Linked DNA regions of Mus musculus: region 1 is linked to region 2. A link is a loop called in an ENCODE intact Hi-C map of the cell type or tissue named here. Cell type or tissue: left cerebral cortex. All regions are shown on one strand. Each heading gives the region's core, and the rest is flanking DNA. Links, peaks and the distances in the headings are about the cores only.

Region 1 (12,447 bases), core at 1,360-9,359, 67 kb after region 2:
TCTTAGGAAGTCTGATGTGACTGGCTCACAGGTACCAAAAACCACACAAGCTGCAACTTCCAGGCTCCATGTATTAGTCCATCTCCTGTGAGCACAACAAACTACACCAAAGCTGGGTATCTTATAAAGAAAATAGATCTAAAGGGTTTCTCCTCTGGGAAAGAGTTCACTGAATATGGAATCATAATGGTATAAACACACATAAAGAGAAATAGATCACTTGATGAAAGATAAAGCCAGAACAAGACCAGGATGCCATGAGGACTACCTAATTCCTCTTCATGTCCTGGTCACCATTAAGTCCCACCTCTTAAAAGTTTCACCACCAACACTGACACACTAAAAACCCTTGAGGGATAGGAACGCAGAGGGAAAGCACCCTGAACCATAGAAGGCCATCTTTGCTGCTAGAGAGTAAAGCCAACATGGGGGGAATCAGGCAGACAAAGCAAGAGAAGCAAACCTCCACGTTACTGCAAACCCCAGGTCCAGCCATGCTTAGAGCTCCCTAACAGATTTTCCACTTGAGTCTTAACCTCCCATGCATCTCTCCTCAAGACACTCCTTCATGCTTATCCAGCTACGGCAGGAATCACGGTTTCACAGGTGGAGCCAGCTGAACACTCGAGAGAGCGGAATCAGGGACGGGGTGTCATGTGGGTGGCCTGGTGCCATGTGTGTGGCTGGCACCCCTGTGTCCATGTGGACCAGCATGCGGTGGGAGCACCCACAGGCCCCCTGCACAGAGGCTGTACCCCTAGCTGTGGAAGAAAGCTGTCAGTCCGCCAGCTGTCATGGGGCCATGCATACTTGAGACAGCCACACTGGGAAAGAATCTTGTTCGTACATAAAGGTGTCCCACTCTGAGCCCCAGACTCGGAAATCTGATTTACACGGTTATAATTCTGTATGGAAGGGGAAAAAAATACAATAATCGACGGACAAGCACACTCTGAACAGCTGGTTCCGATCCTGCCAAAAGCCCCTCCCCTCTGTGGGAGGGTTCCAGATTGCTTTTAAATGGTAAATTCATCTACTTAATTTAAAGTTTGGTTCGCTTTACAAAAATCTCACTTTATAAACAACTGTTCAGCAGCATCTATTTTGGAAAGCATCACAGCCATGTAGAAGCTGCCACCCCTCCCCCGCACCCCACCCCACCCCACCCCCCGCCCCCGACAGCTCACACACATGCTGCACAAGAGCCTTACAGTGGAGCCTCGTCAGAAGGTTATTATAAAGCATTTTATTTTATCTGGCATCCAGAAATGATGTGTAGCCGTCTGGAACACAGGCCAACGGCTGCCTGTCATGGCCAGCTGTGAGAGAAACAGGAGAAAGACACTTGTGAATCTCAGAAGCCCTCAGAGAGAAGCTAGGGACAGATGCCATGGGTTGTGAGCTGGTGGAACCCTCAGGTCCCCTGAGGAGAATGTCACAGACACTCTCCCTGACAGTCCTTTAATACACTGCGTTCCCACCATGACTTGAGTGGTTCCTGTCTCCTGTGCTTTTTTTCCTAACTACACTCCCTTTTTGGGTAGCTAGTGGTGTAGTAAGACTCCAAGTAACTGCTCTTTAATATGCTCCAAGCTGGATGTTCTTCAAGAAGTCTCTACTGTCCACACTGGAATGGGGGGGGGGTGGGAGGGGGGAAGAAAAAGTCATGGGAAAGGAAAACAGAAATCCAGGCAGGGCCTCCAGCTTCATTCACTCTGGCTGCTTCTCTGGGTTACTTTCTCAACAAGGGAAGTTTGGCCCAACCTTTGAAGAGGCCAGTCTTGGGGATACAAGGACGTGGCTCCCACTCACCTGGGCACACCTTGGATACATGCTGTCCTGCTCATCTATGGTAAGGAAACTGGGCTATAGACACTACCTCTGTCCTTATGTCCTCATAAGTCACAGTGTCCCCTAAGCCAGTGGCTCTTTAGCCCTGACAGTAAGCAGGGCAATCTGCTTGTGGTGGGAACCTGTCTCAACATTGACGTCCCAAGCAAGGCTATGTTCCCAACTCCCAGTCCAGCTTCAACTGTGCCTGGAATGTGTACACCAACAGAATGTCCCCCCTGCCATTCTTGCTCGCTGGCCCTCCGCCACTGCCTGTGACATCAAACAGCCCCATCTTGAAGGCCCCACAAACTCTTCAAAGGTTACTCAGGAGTGTGTGATGAAGCCAGGACTGACACTGGCCCCTAAGATCCGCTGGCCTGATAGCCATGGAGCCCACCCCGCCTCCCACACCCATTCACACTAGGTTTTCAAAGTGTGACAAGGAGCCAGGTGTGTAGACAAAATATAAAGGGTAAATGTGACAAAGCCACCCCTTCTCTGGAACACTTTCATGTATATATTCTGTCTCAGAAACAGGGAGATAATACACAGAATATATAAAGAACTCAAAAAGTAAATACCAAAATAGCAAACGATTCAATCAGCAAAGGGGCCAATGAATTGAACAAGAAGAAGCACCCAATAAACACATGAAAAAGTGCTTAAAATCTTTCGCTGTCAGGAAATTACAACAACCTTGTAAATCAAAACAACATTGTTATCCTATATGACTGTAGTCAGAGTGACTTATTAAAACAAACAAACAACAAGTGTTGCCAAGGACTCTGGGAAAAGATGTTATTATTCACTGCTGGTGGCAATAGAAGTTAGAGCAGCCACGGTCCCTCAAAGTCTAAAACTAGAACTTCCATGTGCTCCAGCCAGACACGCAAAACATCCAGTTGCCCTACAACAGACATCCCTGAACAACCTTGTTTACTGTGGCACTATTCAACACACCCAAGATGTGGTATTGTGTGTGTGGCCTGGGTCTGGTGCCCACCAGTGCATGAACAGAGCAAGAAAATGAGGTTCTCACATACAATGGGGCATTAGTCAGCCATAAAGAACAACATCATGCCATTTTCAGGCAAACAGATGAGACCAGAGATTATCATGCTAAGTGAGATAAGCCAGATCAGAAGGATAAATACTGAATTTTTTTTCTTGTATGTGAAATCCTGGGGTGATGGGGATAACATGATAGGGGGATTATTAGAAGTATATTGGGGAGAAGTTGGAGGGATGAAAGAAGAAAGAAAGAAGAAAACGGAGGGATGATATCTACAAAATGCATTCTACACACACGTGTGATGTCATTATGAAACCCTTTGCACAGCCAGTGGATACGTGCTAATAATGCCCACAGAGCAGCCCTGTCCTCACCTTGGTCAAAGACCTTTCTGCAGTGGGCAGCAGTTCATATGGCAGAGACTGGTCACTTATCAGTCTGATGAAAACAAGTGGCTGCTGAGTGCCAGCCCTAGGGTGGGTAGGACACGGCCATTGCACTCATGAGTTAACAACTGAGCTGGCTTGCACACAAGCAGGCCCACCAGCATTGCCTCGTGGATGAAGGAAAAGCTAGTGAGGGCCCGCCTCCTGGCTGATAAGCAGTTAATAGAAGCTGGGGATAGGAGAGACATTTTATTTCCTTCAGTGGTGTGGTCATGTCTATGTGGCTCACACTCCAGTAACTACCACCCACCATGCTCACGCAAACACCCTCAATGATCTCAGTGGATCCTTTTCTAAAAGATATGAAAGAAGGAGAAGAATTTGCTGGGAGGCAGAGGAGGAGGAGGAGGAGAAAAGGAGGAAGCAGGGGTTCAGAGAGAATGGAAGGGAGACAAGAGAGCCATGGAGTGATGATCAAAACATTCCATACACATGAAACTGTCGAAAAATAAAATTTAAAAATGTACATGAGGTTGTGCCTATATGCTAGCAATATATACTAGTATATATTTGTATATTACTAGTCTAGTATACTAGTAATAAAGAGAGGGGTGTTATGATTGCATGTTTGTGTACATGCATACACACACACACATGACATGAATGACAGCAGTGTTAAGATAGGAGAAACAAGAAAGACAGAGGGGAGATGATTCCCTGACAAGAGACAGTGAAGCCCCAAGGACAAGCAAACACAGTGGCTAGGCTGTCGGCTCACTGCTGGAACACACAGGTTTATACTGAAGGAGGCAGTTTGTCAAACAGAGGCAGACCAACCAGGCCCATGACAGGACAGCCGGGCCCTGGTGTGCCATGAACACTCAACTCCAACAGGATGATTAACTGTGTCGCAGAAAAGAAACCAATGGGCCAAACGTGACTCAGATGACACCCTGGAGGGCAGAGCAGGCCCACAGCCCTGTTGACTATCATCCCCAAACACAGAGTCTCCTTCACCATAGTGAAGTCAGCCTTCATGGTGGGTCAACAGTTTGCATTTTAGGGATAAGTTGTAGTTCTATAAACCACGAAGGCCCAGAAGACACACCCTAACAGGGTGCTGACAGGACCCCGTTTCATAAGTCCCATCTCTAAGTGATGGCTATTTCCTTAGAAAGGAGGATCCATCCTCTAAGTGCAGCCAAGACAGGAGGTGCCCCCCAAGGCAGATGCAGAAGAGCCCTGTGTCCCTTTACAGTTGGGTCTGGGATCTGGCCACCCCTCGGCCAAAGCCGGCCACCAATGATGCCTGGCATTTTCTGCTCCAGCGGACGGGAACACACGGCTTTATTGGGTTTCCCCTATGTCTCATTCTCTAACTCTGCTCAGACCCAGTGACAGGGATTTGATCTATGGCTCACTCATGGGTTGAGGAAGGCAGGGCTCCTTCAGCCCGGAGGCAGTTTGTGCAACCCCACCAGAGTTCCAGCCAGTGAATTCCCTGTCTGGTTGTGCACAAGAAATTGCCCGTTGCTTAGGAAGAAGGCTGTGCAAAATGAGCCCACTTCATCTGCGGCTGGAAATCGCCCAACAAAACTGGGCAGCAGCTGTCCCGATGAGACTTTTTTTTTTTTTTCTGGGATTTTCCATGAGAAATTAGTGTACTGAAAAAGCTAGACTTCTTTGCAGAAGGGGGAGGGATATGCAACCTAAAGCCACTTTTTTTTAAGTCCATTACTCTTGCCCCTGCCTCGGGTGGACTTTCTGGCTTGAGGCCTCCTGCTGGGAGGGAAGCCCTGCTACACTCCTTTGCTTGGTCACACATTCTCTCTTCTGCTCTTGTCTGTTCTCTCCCTCGGAGGGAACATGAATGCTGCTGATTCAAAAATCAGACACTTCAAGGAGAGCTGGTAGGAACTTTGCCCACCCCCCACTGCTGTCTGGAACACCAAACGAGTACGTAGGCCATACATGTACCAGCCTCCTGGACCAGGCATTCTGAGGGGCCACAACCCTCCTCCAGTCTCACAGAGGACCAGCTGCCAGAAGTGTCTGAGCCACCTGGACAGCTCCGGCCAGTGCTCACTTTAAATAATAAACCATGCATTTTTTTGATCCGTCTGCAGCGCCAGGCAGATTTTCCTATTTAAGCTGGAGGCCTTCTCTGCTTTGAGTTACTAAAGTGGGATGGGTGTGAGTTGCATAAGAGCCCAGAGGAGAACCGGGGAGAGATGGCATAGCTGCTTGCCCAGCTCCTCTGTTTGGCAGAATGGTGTGTGGGAAAAAAGGGTTCAGGGGCAGCCATAAAAAATGGCATGGTGCTCTGTCTCATTGTCTCCGTGTTGATATTTCAGCCTCTCTCTCAAGACAGAGTATTAGCAATGTCCGAGACGGAAGCATTATGCTTGTCCCCCGGTGGTATCGTCGTGTTCTGGGCGGAAACACGCTGAACAGATATGAAAGGAGAAGTTACTTTGTGCTGGCAGGAAGGTGGGAGTAACAAACGAATGCCTTTCTGGGTTGCATGAGGCTTTCTAAAGTTGCCTATGTCCTAATGTCCAAAACTCATGGAACTAGTATCTTGCGTGGGGACAGGGACTCGGCAGATGTCATTTTAGAACCCTGAGGCAGGTGGAAGGGCATTCAGTTACAGAAGAGAGCCAGCAGAGGGACGCAGCGTGAGAAATGTCACTGGTTGTGGAGCTGGAGGAAGCAGAGAGGGACTGTGAGCCAAGGATTGTGGTAGCTGGATGAGGTGAGGGAACAGATTCCGTTCGTTCACAGAGCATCCAGCATCTTGCTGACATCCAGTGCAAATGATTTTAGACTTCTGACCTCCCAGACTGGAAGAGAACTGTCTGTGTTATTTTAGGCGACTGAGTCTGTGGTATAGCAGCCATAGGAAAGTGATGCCTGAGTGGCTGAGTGTGGCCCCCAAGCCAGCGTGTCCTGGACACAGCTGAGATGATGAACAGCAGACAACGAAGTCCGATGCTCAGGAGACAGACAAAGCATCCAGGCTTTCCAGAACACCAAGGAAGGCTGTCAGGGTGGACCTGCTAGATAAGCAAGCAGTACCTCACTTGGGCCGCCAAACCCAAGAGCAGTACAAAGATGGACCAAAAAGGTCTCTCCCTGGCTAAAAGGTCTGCCTTGAACATACGAAGACCGTGTGACCAGAACGTCTTCAACCTTGTTTGAATCTCATTAAAGCAAGAATGACTTCCTAATACATCAAGTACAAGAGGAACTTTATGCACCTCTCTGGGAAAGGTTGGGTGACGATGTAAGGATGTAAGGAAAACATCACATAGTAGAAGTGTTTCCATGGAAACACAAAGGTAAGCAGGTCGGCTTTAATGAAAGGAGGAAAGTTCAAAGGAATCCCAGTCACAAAGAGTGCCATGTTGGGATGGCTCCGGGAGGGACTGGACCAAACCAACCTTTGCAGACCAGACGGCTTGTGTGATTCATAAACTGTCCCAGAACACTGAAGAAAAGTCCACATTTTTATAGAGCCAGTGTCATGTCAATGTCCAAAGTGAGACAGACAGACAGACAGACAGACACACACACACATTCACAGATACATAGATATACACAGTCACAGATAAACACACTTTCACAGACACATACATACATCTAAATTATGGATGTAGAATATTCAGGTAAAACTCTGGCAAGCAAAAATCTACCATCAGTTGAAGGAAATAATAAACTAAACCCAGTGGGATCTTTTTTTCCCAGGACTTTCAGGTTGGTATATTAGGAAACCATTGACATAATAGACCACATTAATACATCTAAGGGGAAAACCATATGCATGTCTACATAATGCTCTAAAAGCCATCGGAAAATACAATAGCCATGTCTAATTTCTAACAATTACACGCTCACTGGCCAAGTCTGAGGTAGTTTGAGCATCACAGTAAATACATATAAGTGAGGATTTGTGGAATAAAAGGAGTCAACAAGTCCACACAAATGTAAATCCCTAAGTCATGGAGGAGAGAAAGAAGCCCTCCTTACAGGAGGACAACAGCTGAAAGAGTGGGAGAGGAGCTGGGCCTCTGAGAGTCAGCGTTTCAAAGCTTCACGGGAACACAGGGAAGACCAGAGAGACGACAATGCTGGTGTGAGGGAGAGCTGGAGCAGAATCCGATACCTGTGATATCTATATCATCTCGAAATTCCTCCAAGCTCCTGGAAAACTGCATATGGAAAGACTGAAACTTGACCTGTGTTAACCTCGAAACTCAAACTTCACCCAGCACTGAATGTAGTCAGACTGCCAGTGCCTACAGTAAGACCCACCCAGGAGAACACAGAATCTTTCCCATAACTCTTGCCAATACAATTATGATGAAACACCAGACAAAAGTAAACCTGCAGATATCCTTGTGTTGGCTAGTCTTATGCCACTTGACATAGTATAGAGTTATCTGAAAGGAGGGAACATCAATTGAGAAAAATGTCTCTGTAAGACTGGGCTGCAGGCAGGCCTGTTGAGCATTTTCTTAATTAGTGAATGATACGGTTGGGCCTAGCCCATTGTGGGTGGTGTCATCCCTAGGCTGGGAGTCCTGGATTCTATAAGAAAGCAGGCTGAGCAAGTCATGGGGGAGCAAGTCAGTAAGCAGCATCCCTCCAGGGCTTCTACATCAACTCCTACCTCAGGTTTCTTTCCTGTTTGAGTTTCTAACCTGACTTCCTTCAGTGATGTAGATACAGAAGCTAAATAAACCCTTTCCTCCCGACTTGCTTCGGGTCATGATATTTCATTGCAGTGATAGTAACTCTAAGCAAGACATCCCATATTACCATATTATCATTTCTGGAGAGAGAGAAAGAGAGAGAGAGAGAGAGAGAGAGAGAGAGAGAGAGAGAGAGAGAGAGAGATTAAATATCTAGAAAAACAAACACTAAGGAGCTGACCCAGATTGGAGACGAGTAGGGAGACATGACACTCAAACACAAGGTGCGAATCTAAGCTGAATTGTGGGGCTAGCAAGATGGCTTCATGACTGAAAGCACTTGCCATGAAGGCCTGGTGACTTGGGTGTGAGCTGGGAACCCACTGTGACAGGAGAGGAACAAGAACCAGCTCCTAAATGCTGTCCTCGGATGTCCTCCATGCACACACATAACATGCCAACACTCGGGCATATATGTCATACACACATGCATGCATTTGCAGTGAACGGCACCGTGGTTTACTGCCACGGTGAGAATGAGCTTCCAGAAGTGTATAGACCGTGCAGATGAAGGTGGACAGGGGGTCTGCAGATTGCCTGCCAGCAACTCAGAGAAAGTACATGAGGAAGGGTAGTGCACTAGCTTGCTTTCATTTCTGGGATAAATTGCTGACCTTAACAAACTTAGAGAAAGGGCGGGCTCATTTGGCCAATAAGGTTACAGCCCATGCATCAACCCAAGGGCAGACACCTGAACACAGGAACCTAAGCGGGGACCATGAAGGAACACTGCTCGCTGGCTTGCTTCCAGGTTCATGTTCAGCAACCTTTCTTATAGAGCCCAGGCCAACCTGCCAACGGGAGGCACAACTCACAGTGGGCTGACCCCCGCCCCTATGTCAGCTAGCAATTAAGAAAATGCCCCAGGGGCATCTGATGGAGGCAAGCCTTGGGTTGAGGTTACTCTCAGGTGCCATTAGGTTTGTTTCAAGTTGACAGACAAAGCTAACCAAGGCAGGTTTTAAATAGAAAGATTGGGAGGGTGGCAGGAAGGGGATCAACACATAAGCAATTGGGGAAAATATCAGTTGGTGGGTTGGGGCAGTGGGTGTGCTAATGCTCTTTGCAACTCTACCAAAATAAGAAGCAGACGTGAAGTAAAGGGGAGAGCATAGAGAGAGGGCACACTGAGAGACTAGGACTTTGAGTCCAGTGCCTGGAAAGTATTGGGTAAGAACCTTTGGGGTCTGGCTGGTAGGGGCAGGCATGCCATGGGTCACAGGCAGCCTCTGTGGTCAATGCTAAGCTGGGCAGCTGAATGCCGGATGTATGACAGCGACAGACATAGGAGGAGATAGCATGGGGCTGTTACAGGGTGGAAAGGTGTCAGGCATATCAAGGCAGCCAAAGGAAGTACAGAGGGCCTGGGGATGCAGCTCAGTGGGGGAAGGTTTGCCTAGCGGATGCTCATCCCTCTGTCCAATCCAAACACAAGGGAGAAAAAACGTGAAGACATCCCAGCTTTGTGAAACTTGTGTAGACATCTTGGCTTAGTGATCCTCTAGAGACAGGGGAGAAGAGGATGGGAATAGAGCAGAGCACCCAGGACAAGGGCATTTTAAACCAAGGATAGAGAAGTAAGGAAGCCCTGTTGCTAGGAGACAGAACAAAACCCACACAGGTTCTGTCTGATGCAAGGGCAGAAACCAGCGGAAGTTTCTATTCAATCTCAGAGTCATGGCAGAACTATTAAAGGTGCTGAGGCTATGGAGAGGGATACAGGATGGGCCAGAAGGCAGTCAGGCAATGGACAACATTCCATCAAGGCTCCAGGTACCAGTCTCAGACCATGAAGCAACCTACCATCAATTCAGAATGAACAGAAGACAGCCCACATCTGAATACCATCGTTTCCTGGTAGAGTCTGAGCTATCAGACTGGGGGGCTACAGTCCCTTTACCCATCCCGACCAACACTTCTGGGAATCAGAAACTCCTTCCAACCAAGACTCCCCAAATCTTGATTGCAACTTCTTTCCTAGCACAGAGAGCCACCAGCTCTGAAAAAGCCCATCAGCACTCACCCAATCTGCCAGTGCCTGTATCTTTGACTTCCCAGATTTCGGAACTCCAAGAAACAGATGTCCTCTCTACTACTCATAAGCTACATAGCTTATAACATTTTGTAATAGCAGACAGACAGAAAGGGCTAAAACAACACTTTAGCAAATGCAAAGTAAAAAAGGCAAAATTTTCAGGTATTAGAAATGTAAAGAAATGTCACACCCAGAACAGTGAGTGAGTGGGGTGTGATCTGAAGAATCTATCTGCTGCGGGGCTGGAGAGATAGCTCAGCAGTTAAGAGCACTGACTGCTCTTTCAGAGGTCTTGAGTTCAATTCCCAGCAACCACATGGTGGCTCCCAACCATCTGTAATGGAATCCAATGCCCTCTTCTGGTGTGTCTGAAGACAGCTACAGTGTACTCATAAAATAAATAAATCTTTAAAAGAAAAGAAAAAGAAAAAGAAAAGAATCCATCAGCTGAAAGGTTCAAATACTTGTGCCAAGACAGTGAGAAGCCATTGTTTGTTATGTTGTCCAGTGGCAAGGACCAGTGAGGATGTGTGACATCAGTCAGCAGCCTCAAGAAATTCATAAGTAATTACTCAAAAAAGACATCATATGACTAGGCTCAGATGCGGTTCGGTGATAAGAGGTAAAAGAAAGCTGAAATAAGACACCATGAGAGATGGAACTGGAGAGAAAGAGAACTTTGAGACATACAGAATTGTTCAAATCAAAACCCCAAGGAAAGACCAAATAGTTTAGATCCAGTGAGGGAGAAATCTACTGATCTAGGGAACCAATGGGAAAGAGCTCTCCAGAATACAGAATATAAAGATGACTGAGGACATTTAAAAAAAAAAAAAAGTCAGGTGGAGAGCATCATGGGGCTCAGCAGCAGAGGGACCAAGCTTGGCTTCAGCACCCACATAGACTCAGCAGTTCCAGTGGATCTGATGCTCTCTGACGACCCCAGTGGGCACCAGGCACACATGGGGTACACAGGTATACATTCAGGCAACACACTCATCCATATGAAATAAATGATCCTTTAAAAAAATAAAAGGAGAAAACAAAAGGCAGTATATATCACACTGAGCAGGTGGTACTGTTGGTGGTGTGCTTGCCCGCCACGCAGGAGCTCTGGTACAGTCCCCAGCTCGGCCATAGAGTGGGTGTGAGCCTGTTTCAACAGCAACATAAAGGAATATCATTTGAATTGTGAACAAACCCCAATTCAGGATTCTCTCTGTTCAGCGGTAAGGGAATATTTTTGTATTTATGGTGTCAGTGATATTGAGTTCCTTTATACCATATTAAATTTTGTTTTCTATTTCATGTACCACGTTTTTTCTCTGCTTGTGTGGTAGTAGTATCACTGCTGCCCCTTCTATTAGTTTGGCCAGGTTTTCCCTCCTCCCTCCTCCCTCCACTAGCAATGCATTATGTCAGTGTTGTGGTTGTTACCTTTAGATCACACGCACACAATATCACACATACACACAAGCACACACACTCACACACGAAATACGTCAGGCATTCTCAAAATAACGAGAACAGGATAACTTTGAGCGAATGAACACTGTTCGCAGAAATTAGAGAATATACATTTTAACACATACACACACCCACACCAAAACCAAACAAACAAACAAATAAAAAACAACCCACCCACCACATTTATTAAAACAAAAATGCCAGGGCTGGAAAAATGGCTCAGATGGTAAAGGCACAGCTACCCAGCCTGACAACCTGGGTTTGAATCCTAGGACTCACATGAGAGAAGAGAATCAACAACCCAAGTCCCCAAGTTGTCCTCTGACCTCTATAAGTCATGGCATATGTCCACACACACACAGAAGAAACACATGGTTTTATAATCTATTTTCTAGATTAAGACACACACACAGGGCAGGTGGGGAGAGAAAGAAGGAAGGAGAGAGGGAGAGTAAGAGGGAGAGAGAGATTTGGAAATCAAACCAAATCTATAAGATTTAAGAATCCATGGTATATGAAAGACAGTGTGGCCAAGAGGCTTCTTGGGACCCCAACCTCCAGCAGACAACTCCAAGCTTGAATAAAATGTAAAGGCCCACAACACAGGAAGGCATCAGAAAACGGGCAATGTAGAAAGATTCTGGGGAAGTCAACACAGGGTCAGAGAGAACAGCATAGGAGGGGGTAGAGAAGGCTTATGTGGTGTGTGCTGAGAGCCTATAGTCCTTGCAACCTACAGGGCCAGAGGACAAAATGAGGTCAACCCCTGACCAGTCACTATGGAGAAGTTTCACCCTATATGGACAGTCTGGCAGCTCAGTATAGAGGAACCGAAGGGCGTATGAGAACGCCTTGTGCAAACCTACTCTTTTACAGCCCAATCAGAAGTGTAAACGGAACGACAGCAGGATATATGAGACATGGATGAGAGGAGGCTTCTGGGGGATAAAGATTTAATTA
Region 2 (12,447 bases), core at 2,440-10,439:
ATGCTTACTTCTTTGTAGCTACCAAAACCTCAATGTAGACTACTCTATAAACACCTGAACTGATCTTGGAAAGGAAACAGGGCGCCAGGTACCCACTGTGGAGGTGCCACACTGGGCAGACAACTCTGTGTAAGTCTGGGCACCTTGCTTTGGATTGTTCCAAATACCATACTGGCGGGCAAGCTGGATGCTCCTGCCAGCTCACTTGGATCAAAAGGACCATGACATGTCAGAACACAAAGACCTGATAAGAACAAGGGAGGACTTTGTTCTGTACTATCCTTTGAAATCCCGGGAAGCCTGCCCTCGAGAAGGCTAGTCTAACTAGCCTTGGTGCCAAGCTAGCAGAACATGGGCTGGTTTCTTTAAGTGGTTGCCACAGCCTCTTCATAGAAAACCCATGGGCTTTAGCCATACACTGCTGCCCAAGAGGTCTGGGCTTCTACCTAGGCAAAGTTTGGACATCTTGGGGTAGGGCTATTTGTAATGGCTAAGCCATTTATGGGCAGAGCCAGGGAGGACAAATGGTCTGCAGTATGTCAGTAGGTCAGTGGAAAACCATCTCCCTCAAAGCCAAAAGGCCCTACAATGAGAAACAGCCCTTGTAGGGCAGGAGCCACTAACTCAAATGTTCTGGGGACCAGGTAAGTGTCTTAGGGTATGGTAACTGCTTGTATAATGGTCTCCTATTATAGATGAACTCTGATAATATTTCTTTTTCTTTTTCCATTTATATGTGTGTGCTGTGTGTATAGTTTACATGTATGTGAATTCACCTGCACATGTGTGTACATATATGTAGAGGCTCAAGGCTGATATCAAGAATCATCTTCCATTGTTCTTCCTCCTTATTGGTTGAGGTAGGGTCTCTCAATCAAACCCATAGCTTGCTGATACGGCTAATCTTGCAAGGCACCCTGCTCTTGAGACTGGAATACAGGTGTTCTGCCATGCTCACCTGGCACTTATGTGGGTCCTGGTGATCTGAACTCTTTCCCTCATGTTTGCATGACAAGTGCTTTAACCACTGACCCTTTCCCCCATGCCCTTTGATCGCACTTCAGTGGCAAAAGTCTTTGGTGACTTAATTCTACAAAGGAATACATTCCTATTGTTTTCTTGAAATTCTTACCCTCTCCACTCTATTCTTCAACCTCCCCATTTTCAATAAAGAGAAAAGAAGCAGGTCCCTCCCTCTCACTCTGCCCCATGATGAGCACCAGCACGCACTTATGCATAATGGCCACTACCACTAAGCATCAGAGGGGGGAGGGGACCAGAAATGGTGGAAACTATGTGAGGGAGAAGCCATCAACCTAGCAACAGGATGCTCCTACAGAGATGTTGGCTGGAACTTGCTAGATCCCTCCAGACAGTCATATGTGTCCGAGACAGTACATTTCATCTTCAATATTAGAAAAGAAATTAAAAACGAAACAAAAATAAGCTTGTGGTGGATGTGGCACCTTTGCTTTTGCATGGATACGTGCCCACCTCTCTAGTTCAGTGGCCCTGTGTGGCCCTAAGTGCCCGGCGTGGGGCCAGTAAAGTAGTAACCTTGCCCTCCCAAGACATATCAGGAGTAGGGCAAAGAGCCGGACACCTAACCTGAGATGTCCCCTGCATGTAGGGATGTCTACACCACCGACCACAGGCTATGCAATCAAACAGTGAACACTTCAAACCTGAGACTCAGAGACTGATGAGCACGCTGCCTCCTCTCCTAGTTGGGGTGGGGGTGGGGGAGTTCATCGTGGCCATTTCCTCTGAAACCAGACATTTAAGCGCTGACAGGAGTAAAAGCACACAAAGTTACTCTGTCATTGTGTACTCCGTCACTACGAATTCTCAAGTTGGGGGAGGGCAGACTTGAAAGGGATTTAAGAGAGAAAATACTGCTTATTGTGGAGGCAAAATACTCTCTTGGCTTATAAGGGTCTAGTTCCTCACAAGGCCTTTGTTTGCCTAGCAACCCCTCAGATCTGCCTAACCCTTCTGGCTGGATTAGATTTCCAAAGATGTCAAGGGACAGAGAATGCTTTGTCCATCACTGGAGCTATGGGGCGGGGCGGGGGGGGGGGAAGTTCCCTCAAGTTAACAGAGAGCCCAAGGGGCCAAATCAGGGCTCCCTACAATTCTGCTACTTGCCAGGGATGGGCCACCTACAGATTTGAGGAGCAGGCAGCAAAGGAAGCTGTGAAACTAGTCAGGTAACTTCAAGAACCCTACAAAGGAGAGTCACATTCACCTGGATGGAGGAACCCCCCCACCCCCCAAAGCAGCAAGCATCTCGGGTGAGGGAGCTTGGATTCCAAAAGAGATCTTTTAACTACCGTTTATAGCAGAAGATGCAGCCCCAATGGCTCCCCTGTTAGAAAAATGTTTATGTACTATAGCACAAGCCTTGGTAAGTAAAAACATTTTATTTATCATAGCATAGGGACATGCAGGTATTTTACAGAATTGGAAAAATACTTCCTCTCTCCTCTCATAAATGGAGAACATACAGAATCATTCTCATGTCTGAAAATGCCTAAAATTTCATCCAAGTAGCCAAAGGTCAGGGCATTGCTTATGGGAGGCCCCAGGAGGGAAAAGAAAGCTAGAAGAAATTCCCAAACAGCCTCAGAAACAGATCTGGACAGTGGGGGCTTAAAGCATGGGAGCTACTGTTCTGAGAAGTCCCTCCATAATGGGGAATGCGCTCAAGACGGCCAGGGTCCACAGCTGAGAAACACTGCAGCTGTAGGCTACTTAGCTGTCAGGACATAGCATCCCCCAAGATACAAAGCCCTAGAAATTCCAGGCATGCAACACCAGAAACACATATTTGTACCCTTCACAATAGGTCATGGAAACTTCACTGCCACTGGACCCATGGTACAAAGAGACACACAAGAAAAAAAAGATTGGCGATGGGAGAGGACCCTCCCTCTCCCCCATAGAAATTAATGGTCAGGGATGGTCTGGAGAGAAAAGTATATGGACGTCCAGTAAAGGTGGTGCACAGAGGCGCATGGAGGCCTCTTGAGATGCGGAGAAATCAGTGGTCTGTCTAAGGGAAGCTACTGGCTAAATGTACCCGGAAAGGCAGCAGCAGCGTGTGAGTTGCCCTGATACAGCTTCGGAGCAGAGTTGTAAGATGACCTTAAATCACAGACAATGCTGATTCTCAACAATGACAATGGTGTGGGGTTCACACTGGGTTTTGTGACTCAGAGCAATGCAGTGAGACAAATACACGATGCCCATCTGACATTTCGAAGGTCGCCAAGGTGAAGGTGCTGGACGGACAGTCAGCAGGAAGGAGCAGCTGTCTCTACCTGGCCTCTTCTGCCACAAGGGTCCTCAGCTGCCCCATGTCCCTACCCAGGATACTGATAAGTCCTGCTGCTCTCTCAATATGTCCATTTATCATCAGTCTCTTTGGCTGCTCACCCTGGGTTTTGTATGGTCTTAAGTTCAGCCTTTGCCCCAGCTCCATACAAAACTGTCCTACTTTCATGCAGATGGGTCCTACCTTCTATGCTAGGAGCTGTGCCAGACACCAGCTGGTAAAGATAAGAATACCCACACCCTTTCCATCAGAAGTCCCCAGGAACCCCTTGTACTCCTAGTCCTTACTGTTGAACCTAACAATTGAACCACATTGATTCAGAAATCCCACCTCATTCTCTTCCCTCCATTCCCCTTTAAAGGAAAATGAATATGAACCTGCCTTCATTAAACCACAGAAACAACCACCATTGTGCAGACCAAAAGTTGTGGATGGGCACTTCCAGATTGGTCATGCGTGCATGTGTGCGTGACACCAGCATTGAATAGATCAAGAGTTCATGAACCCCAGTGAATTCATTAGCTAAGTGCTTCAAAGGTTCATGGTAACCCCCAACTTCCTGTTCGTCCTGCTTTGAGGTGGGATGGAGGACATAAGGGTGGGGCCCCTGTGACAGCATTAGCAGCTTTATGAGAAAAGGAGGAGGGGCTTAAGTTAGCATGCTTGCTGCATACTGCCATGTGACTCTGTGTTGTACTGTAGCAAGAAGTCCCTTGCCAGATGTCAATACCACATGCTTGGATTCCCAACTCCCAGCACTTTAACCCCAAATGAGCGCTACTATTTACAAAGTTACCTGGTCTAGGGCAGTTGTGTTACCACAACAGAAAAGAGAATTAAAGGGATTGGCAAGGAAGTGAGCTAACCAGCCCCTAGAATATATTCTTGCCTCAAGGGAAGAGGAATGCTCAAATGTAAGGGTGATCAGAATATGGTCTTGATAGAAGGTGGATGACAGTCTGCCCTCAGTAGACATCCTGATGTGAGTGGCCACAGGAAACTGAGGAAGTGGTACATGCTGGCAAAGGCTACCACTGACATACCACTCCTAGAAAGCTCTTTTAAGGGCTGCATTGCCGGGGAGCTATAGGACCCTGTGCCAAAGTGAAGTTGGGGTGACCTGTCTGTTTGGCAGAAGGCTCGCTAGCTCTCTCATGTCCTGGTCTGCTAGCAGGCAGGTGGAGACCTGAGGGGGCGTGGCCACATCTGCATCACTGCCCATGCCCTCTTGCCTGTGATGCTGCAGGAAGAGATGCTGGGTAACGCTCCCATGAAGCTTCAGATTGAAGGGAGTAATCACTGCGCCAATGTCCATTGCTACTCCAGGCCCCTCTGCAGCCAGCATTGTCAGCACGGAGTCTGATATGATATGGGGAACAATCTTGGCTGCCGGCTTCATACAGAGCATGGCTCTAAAGAATCATTCTTTGAATACTCCAACATGGTAGCTTACCATGTTCTCAGTAGACACAAGAAGCCCAAGCAGTTGGAGGTTCTGAGCAGCCCCCACAGTATGAGAACAGGGCACAAAAGATTGTTTCAGGCTATGAAACTCACCCCCACCCTGCTCACTCTAAACATCAATGCACCCATTCCAAGTGCTGATGGAAGAGATGGCTGTGAGCCAAGCTTCCACAGGCCACTGCTCCAATTCCACCATGTAGTGAGCGGCTTGTCTGTGCCTTCCCTTGAAAATTCCAGCCTTGGAATTTCTGCTGACATCCAGGCCTCTGGGACAACCACGTTCATTTCAGTGGCCTTTGCTTCCTTATTGTATAGTTTAAAAGCTGGTACCCAGTTTTCCCATAGGCAGAGGGGCTGTGGATTCGAAACTAGAGCAAAGCTTTTCCCACTAAACTGAGAAGACTCTCCTGGACTGTTAGCTCCTCGGTTACACAGAACTACGCAATTTTCCACAAGGGAACACACATTCAGTTGATGCTGCCACCCCATACCAGAAAACATACACACCAGCGGGGTCTCAGGAGAAGCAGACACCAAGTCCTCCTCACCTGACCAAGGGCAAGCAGCTTCCTTTGAAGACCAGATAGGGACTGGGGAGACAGCTCAGCCATTAAAGTGCCTGACAGCAAGGGTGAGGAGCTGATGTCTGTCCTCGGCATCTACATAAAAAAGCTAGGCGTGGGGACCTGCGTTTGCCATCTGAGTGCTGGCAGTTAAAGGTAGGCAGATCCCTAGGGATCACTGGCCACAGCCTGCTAGCTTAACGCACGCAGCACGCACGGTGTGAGCTCCAGGTCAACGACTCTATTTAAAAAAACCAATGTGAGCCAGGCAGTGGTGATGCATGCCTTTAATCTCAGCACTCAGGAGGCAGAGGCAGACAAATATTTGTGAGTTCAAAGCCAGCCTGGCAGCCTGGTCTAGAGAGTGAGTTCCAGAACACACACACACACACACACACACACACACACACACACACACACACACACACACATGTTCATTTACCCACAGACAGTGAACAGGAAAGGCAAGGAACCTTCCTAGTGTCAGAGTACTAAGGCCCAGTGAGTAGGTGGACTCTGCTCCGATGAGAGGCGAGCACTGCTCTCTTGGCTAGCACTAGAGTGTTGCACAAGGTCACCTGAAAGAATCAGGGTAGAGAAAAGGCATTTATCCGTGCCAGCCCCCATCCCAGGCTCAGGCAGACGGACTGGCACAGCCTTTGTCAGCTCCGGCTCACAGTGCTCCACTTCCAACTGTCCAAACTAGACTTCCTGGTCACGCCTGTATAAGCTTGGGGATAAGCAGAGCATCTTAACTGAGAAAACAGTTGACTAACACAAACATATCTCAGAGGGTGCCCGTGGAGGCCACCCGCATGGCACCCATTCTTCACAGTGCCTTCCCTGAAGGTGACTTCTAGGTTCTATAAGGTCCACCAGACAAGTATCTATAGCTGAAGGCAGGCTAGACACGAACAGATCCTTGTGTGTAACTTTCTTCGGATGTTGGTACAGAGTTGGAGGAGGAGTCTATGACAGGGAGGTGCAGAGATCAATTCCAAACCTACCAGAGGGAAGCGTCTGAGGCCCATGGTCACTCCCGAGATCAAGCAGGGGAGGGAATAGGTTGTAATCAGAATGGTTGTCAAACAACAGCATACCGGCCACATAGTTCCCAAAAGATAAGGGAGTCCAGCTGCCTAGCGCACCTCCATAGCATCTGTCTTAGGCCCAACTACTGGGCTGGACAGAAATGGCTACAATTTAACACTGCTTTCAGTTCAATAGCTCAGCAAATGCTTGTGGGTAGGGAGAGCTGTGTTTTAAAGGCAAGGTTTTATTGCTTTCATGAAGGTGCCTCATGGATAACAAGAATGCTCAGGAGAAAGATAGGGACAGGAATAGAGTTCTACACCCACACATGCACAAACACAGAAACTCATCTTACCCCAGATGCAAAGCCCACTGTTTATATGAAACACCCCCAGACACAGGTGTTGTGACTCTGCCTGGGGACCCAATTAGGAAGCCATCATTCTGTCTCCCAGCAGCCAGGAGACAAGAATGGTCCACGAGGGAGGAAGAGGGGGATTAGTAACATAGCAAGGTAGGCCTTGGAAGGCAGCCACCCTTTCCTCCGGGTGCTGAAAACTGTTGGCACCAGAAGGAACTGTGTTGTTGGAAACCCTTCCCAACGGAATGCAGACTGAACGCCCGCACATCCCAGGGTACAAATAACCCCAAACAGTCTTTAAAACAAGCACTGGGGGCTGGGGTGTAATTGAAGTACCTCTGTATGAAGCAATGGTTTGCCTCGTTATTTCCAGGGCTTTGTCATGCTATGGCACTCGATGCTTTAAGTTTTGAACTCATGCCATTTATCAAAGACAATGAAATCCTCAAGGCACGTCTACTTATCACTAGATAATTCAATGGAAAGTTTAATTGAGGCTTTGGAGATATGGCTCTTGGCAGTGACCCTCGTGTCTCACTCTTTGGCTTATTCTTATTTCATTAAAGGCCATTTCTCTGTGTGCCAAAGGTTCTTATGTCATAAACCAGCAGCCACTGGAACTCCCCAGACAATAATCACCTTCTTACAGCAACACCAGGCACTTCTCATACACAGGGCCCTGCAGGGATGTGGGAGGAAGAGGCGAGCCATTACTGTTGGTAGTATGGTCCTATCTCCTTAGACCACCTGTGAGCAAGCCACTTTTGCCCTGGCTTTGTAAACCTATGTCTTACTGGGATTTAAAAGGCTCTCTCTGGGACAATTGTCACACTGTCCTTTCCCAGCATGCCCAGGGTTGTCTTAGGGCTGGAGGCAGTTCTGCATCATTTGCTTAGCTGGCCAGCTGCACGGGCTCTTCCTGAACTCATGGAATCTCATCCAAAAAGGTCTCCTATTGTCTGCTGCTTCCTTCTGAACCATGCAGGCACGCTTCCTGGCCTGGGATTCCTCCCTGATGGCATGATGTCATCTTACAGCCATCCTGGGGAGTGACCTCTCCTCGGTCCTCATCACTTTCCTGCCTTTGAGCCTAATCAGGGCTGAGCACAGATGCAGAATAAACCCCTGGCCCACTTCTCTTTCTCCGTCTCCATGCCTAAGTCCCAAGCCTTCACCTTACTTAGGAATTAGACTTATTCTACAACTTACTAGATTCACAAAATGAATAGGGGTGACCCTGGCCTCACTTGGATTCTCTTAAGAGTGTACAGATGAAGTAATGAAACTTTATGTTCTATGCTGGAAAGATAGAAGAACTGGGTAGGGCTGGGGTACCTGGCCCGTGGCAGCTCCAGATTCATTATAAATCTCAGGATATGGAGCTTTCTCAGGAGAGCCAACAAAAACTGGCCCGGTTTTAGAAAGCAATCCACCTCCCTGGGACCGTTGGCTCCTAAGGGAGTCACAGCAGACAGAGGCTGACTGCTTTTGTGGCCACTTCTACCCTCAAAGTCTCATTCCTTTCCCCAAAGTGAGATGAGGCTAAAGGCCTGGTGTGGACTCAGCTCTGGATGTCTGAGGGCTAAACAGTGACTTGAGACCTATATTCATGTACTGTACTGCCAGACTACCCAGTCATACATCATCCAACAAGGTCTAAACATCATCCAACAAGCCAACTTCCTTCTGAAAATAGACCTGTGTGTGTGTGGGGGGAGGTATTGGGTAATGTCTACCTTTCCCCACTGTTTCTCAGCACTGAAGGTTTCACCTCAGCAAGTCATGGGCTGCCCCTGCTCAGTTCTTCTTTGTAAACTGTACAAGTCATCTGCCCCCAACACAAGCCTGTTTCCTGAGTAATAGGAAGGACTTGGCCCATAAATCCACATAGACAATGTGCCCGTGTCTGATCCCACTAACTCCTCATGGCAGTGTTTGAGGTAGAGACACCAGGTTAGGGACATTTTAAGAACTGTTAAACTAATTAACTGCCCAAGGTTTCAGAGCAGAGGACTACTCATGTCCCACAAATGGAAGAGAACACTCTTAAGCCTCGTGGCACACTATCTACTTTTCTTTAGCAAAGGGAAGATGTTTAGATTATTTTTCTCATTCCTGTGAGCAAATACCTGAGAAGAAGTAATTTCAGGGAGGGAGAGAGGGTGGTTTATTGTGGCTTGCAGTTCTAGGTGATCATTCCATGTGAGGGCAGACATGGCAGCAGGCAGGGATGGTAGGCTTCCTCTCACTGTTTAATGCAGTCTAGGAACAGAGCCTAGGGCATGGTGCTGCCCATAGAGGACAGGTCTTCTTACCCCAGTCAGTTAAGCTAATCTATATCTAACTTGACTGTACTGACTAACTTGGAATACAAAATCCCTCAGGGAGTGCCCAGAGGGTTTCTAGATAAATTCTGTCAGGTTCTAGATTCTGTGAGGATGACAATATTAACTATCACAGATGGCAGCAAAATTCGACAAATGTCAGTTAAATCTGGACTTTCTTTACTTATAATACACAATGGTATTAAGAACCTTTTGTGACATTATCTCCCTCGTCCTTTTGTAAAACAGTAAAGCAAGAATCATAAAAAGGACTGCAAAGTCCCTAGGAGGTGACCAGACCATCACTGTCTTAGTCATTGTCATGAAAATAGATGTGTTAGTCAGCTTCCCATTGGTGCGACAAACCCTAAATCAATCAGTTTATAGGAACAACAGGTTTAATTTCTGGCTCATGGCTTGACTTTATCATTGCTTGGCCCTGTTGCCTGTGGAGAACAGGATATCATCATGGGACAATATGGCTGAGGAGGCCTTCTCACCTAATGGCAGAGAGGAAGCAAGGAGAGAGGAAGAGGCCAGAATCCAAACATCCCCTTCAAGGGCACTACCTTCATAAAACAGGCTTCCTCCTTTGAACCCATCTTCTAAAAGTTCTACCAATTCCTGACAGGGCCCCAGGCTGGGAACTGAGACTGCAAGGCACAGGCCTTGGGACCTTTAAGGACAAGCCCCATAGCAATAACCAAATGTATTTGTCCAATAAACAGTAGCTTCTCTCACATGCTTGCTGCTGAAACACAGGAGAGTGTGGAGAGCAGCAGCGGTACCCCAGGAGGCTTGCTTTCTCATCCTAGAGGCCGTCAGGCAGCTTCGGGTGAAGTGGAAAGGCTGCTTCGGCCTTACTTGTTGGATGCTGGCTGAATGGAGAACCAAGAGGGAAACAGTGGGCCCCAGAGATGTCAGGGGAAGAACATGTCATACTCAGAACAGTAAGGGTGAGGCTCAAGATGAAGACGAACTCAAGAAGGAGGGAGGAGGAGAAGGTAGGTGTGGCTGGTGCAGGTGGCCCAGCGCTTAAGAAGCAGGAACTAAATCAGCAAAGGAACCATGTATTGGGGGGGGGGGTCCTATGGGTCTCTGGGGTTTCTTCTAAATATGCTAGAAACCTGCTGGAGGAACCTGTGTTATTTTATTTAGATTTTTTTTGCAAGTCTTATCTCTGTGTGTGTGTGTTCGAGCATGGGCATGCGTGAGCACACACATGCATGTGTACATGTGTGTCATGTATACCCGAGAAGTCCAGAAGAGAGAGTTACACCCTTCCAGCTGGAGTTACAGGTGGTTGTAATGATCCACGTGGTGTGTGGGAAAATGAACACTGGTGCTTTGGAAAAGCAGTGAGTGCTCTTAACTGTGGAGCCACCTCTCCAGACTGAGGGTTTAGATTTTTTGAAGGTCCCCTCTAGCTACATATAAGCTGTTGAGAAGGCTACAGTGGGTGAAGAAACCTGATACAGCTCGGACCAGAGGAAGTGACAGATATGGTTAAAGGGGGTCTTAATAGCGCGTGTTAAAGTTACGTGTCCATCCCAGGAGGAATGAGGATATTCTAAGAAGACTCTTGTGCCCTCCCTATGGACATGAGACTACTGAACAATGGTCCCCAGGAAATTGTAACTACACCAAGAATCACATGTTGGAGCTGCCAGAGAAGGAACTTATTTCTGGGAAAGAGATTTCACAAGTTCTGACTACTTCTTCATCCATTTTGCAAAAGAGAATGGAGCTAGGATCATGATGGATCAGGAGTAGGCTGGCCTAGGTCTTGGACAGGGGCTTAGCTATATACACCTCTAGCTCTCTGTTTAAACCTCACAATAGAACCAAGAAAATGACCTCTTTATTTGTGGCCATATTGAATAAGTCTTCTTTTTCTGCTTTTCACCATTGCTTGCCTGTTTAATTGGCTTGTTGAGGAAAGGTGGCTAAACCTAGCTTTTTAGGATTGTCAGGGGGCAGACTCTAACCTCCAACCACATTGGTAATAGAGAAGAAGAGACTCATGGTAGGTTCAAAGCATGGATCATGGATTGGCAGAAATAAAGCCAATAGAATGTCAGGTTAACCACTACATTTTGGTTTCACAGTACAGGGACTAGCATCCAATCAAGAGCCTTGGGCACGGTAGATAAGCCTCCGACACTGAATCATATTCCCAAGTACTAAGCAGTTTATAAGAATCACACACCCTTTTTACAAGGGAGGCAGGCTCTGTGACAAATGCTGCCTATTGGTCTTGTGCTTCATCCCCACCACTTTGTCTGATGTCCCATCACAGTTATATTCAGGAGGGAAGGGAAGTGGGAAGGGCTTACGCCCCAGGTCTCACGATGGTCAAGAGACCTGTCTCCAGGGACCACCTCCTTCCACTTCTTCCCCGTTACCTTAGCCCCGACTATAACCCCTGCATTCTTAGCTCCTGTGGACTTACACACACACACACACACACACACACACACACACACACACACAGTGCTTGTAGAATTGGGTGTGGGCAAACGTGCCTCCTCCTCCAACACACTGACTGTCTTACAGGTTCCTTTTCCAAAATGAAAATCTCTTGGGGTTGGGACTTTATCTCAAAACTTATGTTTATCTTGGCAGCCAGAGCTCTATGGCTCGGGAACTGCTGCAACTGGCCTGTGAGGCTAACCCCAGGGACTCCCCGGCCTCTCTGCTGCCTCTCTGGGAACCCTTCCATTTAATCAGCAGCCGAGCCAAGGAGAGAGATGAGCCATCGTGGCTGCTCCTGAATCCCACCCCCCCCCTCCACCGCCTTTGCACAGCTGTTTTGTCCTGTTTGATTTTGTAACCATGGGGTACAGGAGACAATAGAAAATATCTGGAATATTATGAAAGCAAACAAGAGAAGGGCAGCAGGAACTTGGGGAAAGAAGCAGTCTGGTCAACTGGTTTTTGACACGGAATAGCACCCTGGATGCTTGAGAAGAGAGCCTTGGGCTGTACAGTGTGCACGCCTCCAGCTGCAGCAACCTGAGAAGCAGAGGCAAACAGGTGTGGGAAGAGCAGAGATATGAGCCGATTCCAGCCGCCACACCCAGTGGATTCTCTGGGAAAAAAGGCAAGGGTACCAGGGGCTTCCCGGTTTTCCTCTTCAGATTTGTGTGTGTGTGTGTGTGTGTGTGTGTGTGTGTGTGTGTGTGTGTTTTGAATGTCTTGTCAGGCCAGGTATTGAACCCAGAGCTTCATATATGCTGAGAGGGTGGCTCTGCCATGGCACTGGCACGCGCGCGCGCGCACACACACACACACACACACACACACATAGGATAGAGACACAGAGCAAGAGACACAGACAGACAGACTTTCTGCCCACTGTAAACA

Evidence for each region. Hi-C counts contacts between places; a loop is a spot of excess contacts. Peaks named below come from ENCODE experiments on the same cell type or tissue, not always from the same donor. Only the 100,000 strongest peaks of a DNase experiment are listed, where the experiment ranks them.
Region 1: it touches region 2 in a loop (4-fold over the local background); 2 of 42 quality-filtered maps call a loop at or near these places.

Annotation. Positions count from the first base shown.
Region 1 is chr7:66,860,605-66,873,051 of GRCm38, reverse strand. All of the region lies in intron 3 of Adamts17 (a disintegrin-like and metallopeptidase (reprolysin type) with thrombospondin type 1 motif, 17), which reads right to left. Among named protein-coding and RNA genes, the nearest start is that of Gm33627, 27 kb to the right of the region's middle. In left cerebral cortex, for the core only: CTCF peaks have their summits at 5,007 and 5,898 (motif pointing right); DNase peaks (open chromatin) are centred at 5,175, 5,383, 5,685, 5,852 and 2 more places; H3K27ac peaks cover 3,761 bases.
Region 2 is chr7:66,928,740-66,941,186 of GRCm38, reverse strand. The region is part of intron 7 of Adamts17 (a disintegrin-like and metallopeptidase (reprolysin type) with thrombospondin type 1 motif, 17); the gene reads right to left. Among named protein-coding and RNA genes, the nearest start is that of Gm33627, 95 kb to the right of the region's middle. In left cerebral cortex, for the core only: no CTCF peak of the experiment used is centred there; DNase peaks (open chromatin) are centred at 4,953 and 6,869.